Linked DNA regions of Homo sapiens: region 1 is linked to region 2. The links are chromatin loops, found by intact Hi-C in ENCODE. Cell type or tissue: PC-3. All regions are shown on one strand. Links, peaks and the distances in the headings refer to the core of each region. The heading gives the core; the rest is flanking DNA. Region 1 holds the start of TINAG-AS1 (TINAG antisense RNA 1). Region 2 has its middle 26 kb from the start of TINAG.

The links. Hi-C counts contacts between places; a loop is a spot of excess contacts. Peaks named below come from ENCODE experiments on the same cell type or tissue, not always from the same donor. Only the 100,000 strongest peaks of a DNase experiment are listed, where the experiment ranks them.
Region 1: a loop joins it to region 2, with 2.7 times the contacts of the local background. A loop is called at or near these places in 2 of 110 quality-filtered maps.

The regions. Positions count from the first base shown.
Region 1 is chr6:54,365,085-54,368,018 of GRCh38, reverse strand. All of the region lies in intron 9 of TINAG (tubulointerstitial nephritis antigen), which reads right to left. TINAG-AS1 (TINAG antisense RNA 1) reads left to right here and starts at 393. Exons shown (of 3, transcript XR_001744174.2): 1 at 393-477; 2 at 841-1,014; 3 at 2,500-2,579. In PC-3, for the core only: no CTCF peak of the experiment used is centred there; a DNase peak (open chromatin) is centred at 1,118; H3K4me3 peaks cover 925 bases; H3K27ac peaks cover 1,366 bases.
Region 2 is chr6:54,280,647-54,283,580 of GRCh38, reverse strand. No RefSeq gene overlaps it. Among named protein-coding and RNA genes, the nearest start is that of TINAG, 26 kb to the left of the region's middle. In PC-3, for the core only: no CTCF peak of the experiment used is centred there; a DNase peak (open chromatin) is centred at 1,140; H3K27ac peaks cover 2,022 bases.

The sequences.
Region 1 (2,934 bases), core at 180-2,679, 84 kb before region 2:
GTATTAGGAGGTGGGGTCTTTGGGAGTGATTACTTGATGAAGGTGGAATCTTCATAAATAGGATTAGCCCCTATAAAGGACACCATAGAGAGCTCCCCTGTGTGAGGACACAGCAAGACAGTCATTTATGAACAAGAAAGCAGGCCCTTCATCAAACACCAAATATGCTGGTACTACAATCTTAGACTTTCCATCCTCCAACACTGTGAGAAATAAATGTTGTGTAGGTCACCCAGTGTATGATATTTTTGTTACAGCAGTCTGAAGGAACTAAGACAGCTTTCAATGCATAATGAGCTCATACACAACAAGTTTTAAAAACTAGCACTCTACTAGAAAAATAAACAAAGAACAACAATAAAGAGTTCACAGTAGAGGATGCTCAAATGAATAATTAACACGTTCGCCTTTAATTCTGGGCCATTTTCTACTCCAGTTTTCACTTGTACCATCTCTACAGCACCTGCACATGCTCAGGTAGGGTTCTTCTCTTTGCTTCTATATACTTTTATGCCATTCATTTCTAAACCAATGAATTTACAATATTACCTGTCCATGTAGCTGTCTCCACTATTAGACTATGTGCACTTCAAGGTCAGGCAAATTTATGTATGTATTTCCCGGAGCTCATCTTTGCCAAAGTGCATCAGGAAAACATTCCTTTTACTTTTTAAATGTTATTCAGCTTCCACTACTTGCCTTGCAGTTTACTGAAATCCTCTTTCTTTACTTTGGTCACAGTTCCTAAACTCAGATTTATCTCAAAGTAGAATGACTCAGAACTAGGATGCTGAACTGAACTGCTTGCAAACGTAAAAGACATATTGGTCTCTTTATCAGGAACATCATTTCAAAGGATACGGGGAAAAGAGATGTCACATGAACACGTCTTAGAATTTACACTGTAAATCAAACAATGTTGCTGCAAAGGCATGTAAGTTAATATAGAAACAATGGAAGAATGTAAAGAAAACTCAGAGACAGGGAAGAAAGCCAGGATAGGCTCCAAGATCAGTAAGTAGTCATCATTAAATAGAAGAATGGCCCCCTGTCTTGGCTACCTCTTAGTATCATTTTTTATTAGATTCCTCCTTGCTCTACACTTACTCATAAGTTCCTTCAGATTCCTTTAATATGTCATATTCTATCTCCCTGTGAGATTAGGCATTTCCTGCTCATATTTCCTGGAGCAGCTTTCTGTTTTCATATATCCTTAATACTTTCTACTTGCCTGACTACATTCCACAGTAGGTGTCATTTTTTCCTGGCAACCTTCCCTGGTCCCCAGATTTGGAATTATGTGCCTTCCTAGATAATGCACATCTTCGCTACTCAATGTATATCCCTATCCTATCTCCATCTACACACTTAAGACATTGGACATTGGCACTTTCTTCTCTCTCTCTCTCTCTCTCCCTCCCTCCCTCCCTCTTCTCTATCTCGATGCTGAGGACAGAGGCACTATTCTATTGATATTTGTATTCTTAATGCCTGCCATGGTACTTGACATGTATTATGTGTTTTTAAAGAATTTCTTGTTGAAAAATTAAGCAAATGTTTTAATCTATATATTAAACATGTAGTTCAAAGCAAGAAAGAATATAATTTTAGATATTAAAAAAACTGCATTTGTTTTTATCCTAAAGAATTTTCTAGTAAAAGAGGGAACAGAGCAATTGTTTGAGAAAACCTAAGAGGCAACCAGACTTTGAGGAATCTTGACACTGTATCTTTCCTTTTCACACACACACACACACACACACATACACGTACGTGTACGCATATAGATACAGTATTCATAGACCATTAATTTTGAAGTCAGATAACCTGAAGAGTTGTCTTAACACTCTCAGTCTCTTATTTCTGGCAAAATGAAATAATAATTCCCACCTCATGAGGATTTTAAAAGTATGAGGGTTGTATTTCGTGAGAGTTCTACTACAGTTGTTTAGTGATAGTTCTACTACCGTGATTATGGATATAGTTGGTATCAAAAGCATGTATTACTTTATTCATATTTTTGAGACAAGGTCTCTATGTTGCCCAGTCTGTTCATGAACTCCTAGGCTCAAACAAGATTTTTGCCTCAGCTTCCTAAGTAGCTGGTACTACAGACACACACCATTGCACCTGGCTGTTCAAGCTTATAAAGCAGGGATTCTCTAAATTTCTCAGTGAAGACTCTCTAAAGAGAGAACATACAATCTCAGAGACCCTGAGAGATACAGACCAAGGTAGCTCTCTACAAACTCAAAATTTGAATCTCTAATGGGTTTTTCCTTTAAAATTTATGCAAATTTGGAATTCTACTCCAAAATATAACTCATTAAAATGTTCCCATCAAATCTTTTCATTTTCCAGTCACCTTTGCATTTGGGTGGAGCCATTGAATGAGTTCTAGCCAAAGGAATATGAATGGAGTTGTGGATTGTTTCTGAGTTAAGGCTTTAAGAAGCACATTTAAGAAGGCTTCCTTATGCTCTTCTTCATTGTCCCTAGGCTGGATGAGATCACAACATGTGACCCTCACAGATGATAGATCAAGAAAATGGGAAGAGCTTCAAAGCCCTGAAACCATATAAAGGAGAGTCACCCAACAACTAAAAGCACCCATCCTAAACTATTATGTGAACAAGAAACAAACCTCTATTAATATATTTGAATTATTAAATATTTTGAGTCTATTTGTGGTAGTGGCTACTGTTATTCAAACCAGTGCACCCCACCAAAAAAGAAAAGTGCAAGGAGGAGAGAAGCCTTTTGCAATCGAAAGACATTCTAACACCCGAATTAAATGTTATTGCAAAGTCTATACTAATTATCGCACATTTATTTGCATTTGCTAAATAAGCATAGTAGAAATGTTCATTCAACTGTCTTAGACTTCCCCATGCATTAAGAACCTCTAATTAAAACATCTGCTCTGAATTGATC
Region 2 (2,934 bases), core at 187-2,686:
ATCCCACCCATCTCATTGCTAACCATTCCTGTGGTACCTTCTATCTTGCAGCAGTGTGAAAGCACATAGGGTCACTGATAGTAATACCCCCAAGTGCCACTGCAGCACAGTTCCTGGCACAGAGTAGATGCCCAACTAAAACAACGACAAATTTGTGAAATGAATCCATGAATAAGTTAATTAATAAACCCAAAACACTCTTTCTGCACCATCCCCATTGAAAGCTACTTCTGCTACCTGAGTCAGCCAGAAGACTTTCTTAGGTAAATAACATTCAACTCCAAGGTGGCTTAGAATCTGTGTGAATTTGAGTCATGTCACCTAACATCTTTGTGCCTTAGTTTTCTCACCTATGAAATGAAAAAAAAAAAAATCAAAGTAAATAATGAGATAATATAATTAAGTAGACAACAGCATAATGTATGGCACATATAAAGAATTCAATTAGCATTAACTGTTATTATTACTGTGGTAGTAGTAATATTACTCTTATGAATGTGTGATATACTTAGAATTTACAATTATGTGTTTAACATTTTCTTTTTTCCAAGATTACTGAATTATTATAAAATGAATATCCTTATAAACACCCAGGCCAAAAATCAGAACTTTGACAGCCACACTAGACTGCTTTCTACATGTTCCATTCCAATCACAGCCTCCTCTCTCCCTCCAGGAGTAACCTGACTTCCATAGTCATTGCTTCCTTGTGTTTCTTCATGTTTTTGTCACCCAATTTTTATTTATAAGCCCTATTATTATCTTTTTAAAAATGTTTTTATAGTCTATTTGAATCTATAGGCTCCTTCTCCATCTCTTTCTCTGTCTCTTCTATTACAATAAATATGCTGAAGAGCTCAAGATTTTTGTCCTATACAGTTTCGCACTGCCTGCATTTTGTTAATTGCATCCTCATGGAACCATTCAACTCCTTCCTCTATCCCGTTTGTAAATGATTTGCTACATCTGCATTCTCAAAGATAAAGCCACTTTAAGCTTCATATGGCCTTAATCATACACCTAACTATACATGTAATACTTACCACTTCCGTGTTCTTAATCCCACATCACTCTAGTCATTTCTGGCTGTCTGAAGCTCATTTACTAACACATTGTCTTCAAAAGGGAACCTAGTAACAATGTCTCCTGAGTTATTGCATGTTGACCAGTTTGTGGGTGCCATTTATACTTCAAGGACAGTTTTGTTGAATATAAGTTTCTTGAGTCACATTTTCTTTCCTTGAGTCATGTTTTATATAGTACTACACATTCTTCTGGAATTCTAAATTTTCCAATATGAATGTTGAAAGCTCAGAGGATAATCTAATTTCCTTTTCCCCACAAGCTATGTGCTTTTCTTGCCCAGACATAAAAAGAGATTCTTGGTGGGCATTTTCCTTTGAGTTGTTTTTATTTCTTCATTTTTTTTCATTACAACTTTACTAAGATATAATTCATGTACCATAGAATTCACCCCTTTAAAGAGTATGACTCAGTGATATTTTAGTGCATTCACAAAGTTGTACAACCATCATTACTACCTAAACTTTGGATATCTTAATCACCCCAAAAAGAAACCTCATAAGCATTAATAATCACTCCTCTTCCTCAAGTCCCTGGCAATCACTAATTTACTTGCTATTTCTCTATTTGGCTATTCTACACTTTCATATCAATGGAATCACACAATATGGGCCTTTGGGATTCACTTCTTTCGCTAAACATGTTTCCAAAGTTTATCTAGGCACGTATTAGTACTTTATTCCTTTTCATTGTCAAATAATATTGCAGCAGATTGATCAACTACATATTGTTGAGTCATATATCAGTTGATAGATATTTTGATTTTCTCCATTTTTTGGCCATTATAATAGTATAATAACGCACAATTAAAATGTATGTAGGAATTTTTTATGTATACATGATTTCTTTTCTCTTTGCTATATACATAGAACTGGAATTGCTGGATCAAATGTTAACTCTATGTTTAATATTTTTTCTTCATGTTTTCAATTTTAAAATTGTTTTCTCTAAGTCATTTACCGGCATTTCTCATTAGCTAGGGACAAATCTTTACAAATGGTTTATATAAGATACTTCAGTATGCAAGTAACAGAAACTCAACTTAAACTGGCTGAAGCAAAAAAAGGTGTGGTGGCTCTAAGGCTGGTTAATTGAGAAACTTAAAAACATTATCAAGAATCAAAGTTGTCTCCATAGTTCCACTTTGTCATCGATTTCTCAGTGCTACAAAGTGACTGCAATATCTCAGGTAATCTTCTTGCATCAATGTAAAAAGGAAGAAAAGTGAACTATTATTTTATCTCTTTTTTATTGTGGTTTTAAAAGTCACACATATCATTAAACCTACTTTCAACAATTTTTTGTTATACTTTAAGTTCTAGGGTACATGTGCACAATGTGCAGGTTTGTTACATATGTATACATGTGCCATGTTGGTGTGCCGCACCCATTAACTAGTCATTTACATTAGGTATTTCTCCAAATGCTATCCCTCCCCACTTCCCCCACCCCACGATATGCCCTGGTGTGTGATGTTCCCCTTCCTGTGTCCAAGTGTTTTCACTGTTCAATTCCCACCTATGAGTGAGAACACGCGGTGTTTGGTTTTCTGTCCTTGAGATAGTTTACTGAGAATGATGGTTTCCAGCTTCATCCATGTCCCTACAAAGGACATGAACCCATCCTTTTTTATAGCTGCATAGTATTCCATGGTGTATATGTGCCACATTTTCTAATCCAGTCTATCATTGATGGACATTTGGGTTGGTTCCAAGTCTTTGCTATTGTGAATAGTGCTGCAATAAACATATGTGTGCATGTGTCTTTATAGCAGCATGATTTATAATCTTTTGGGTATATACCCAGTAATGGGATGGCTGGGTCAAATGGTATTTCTAGTTCTAGATCCTC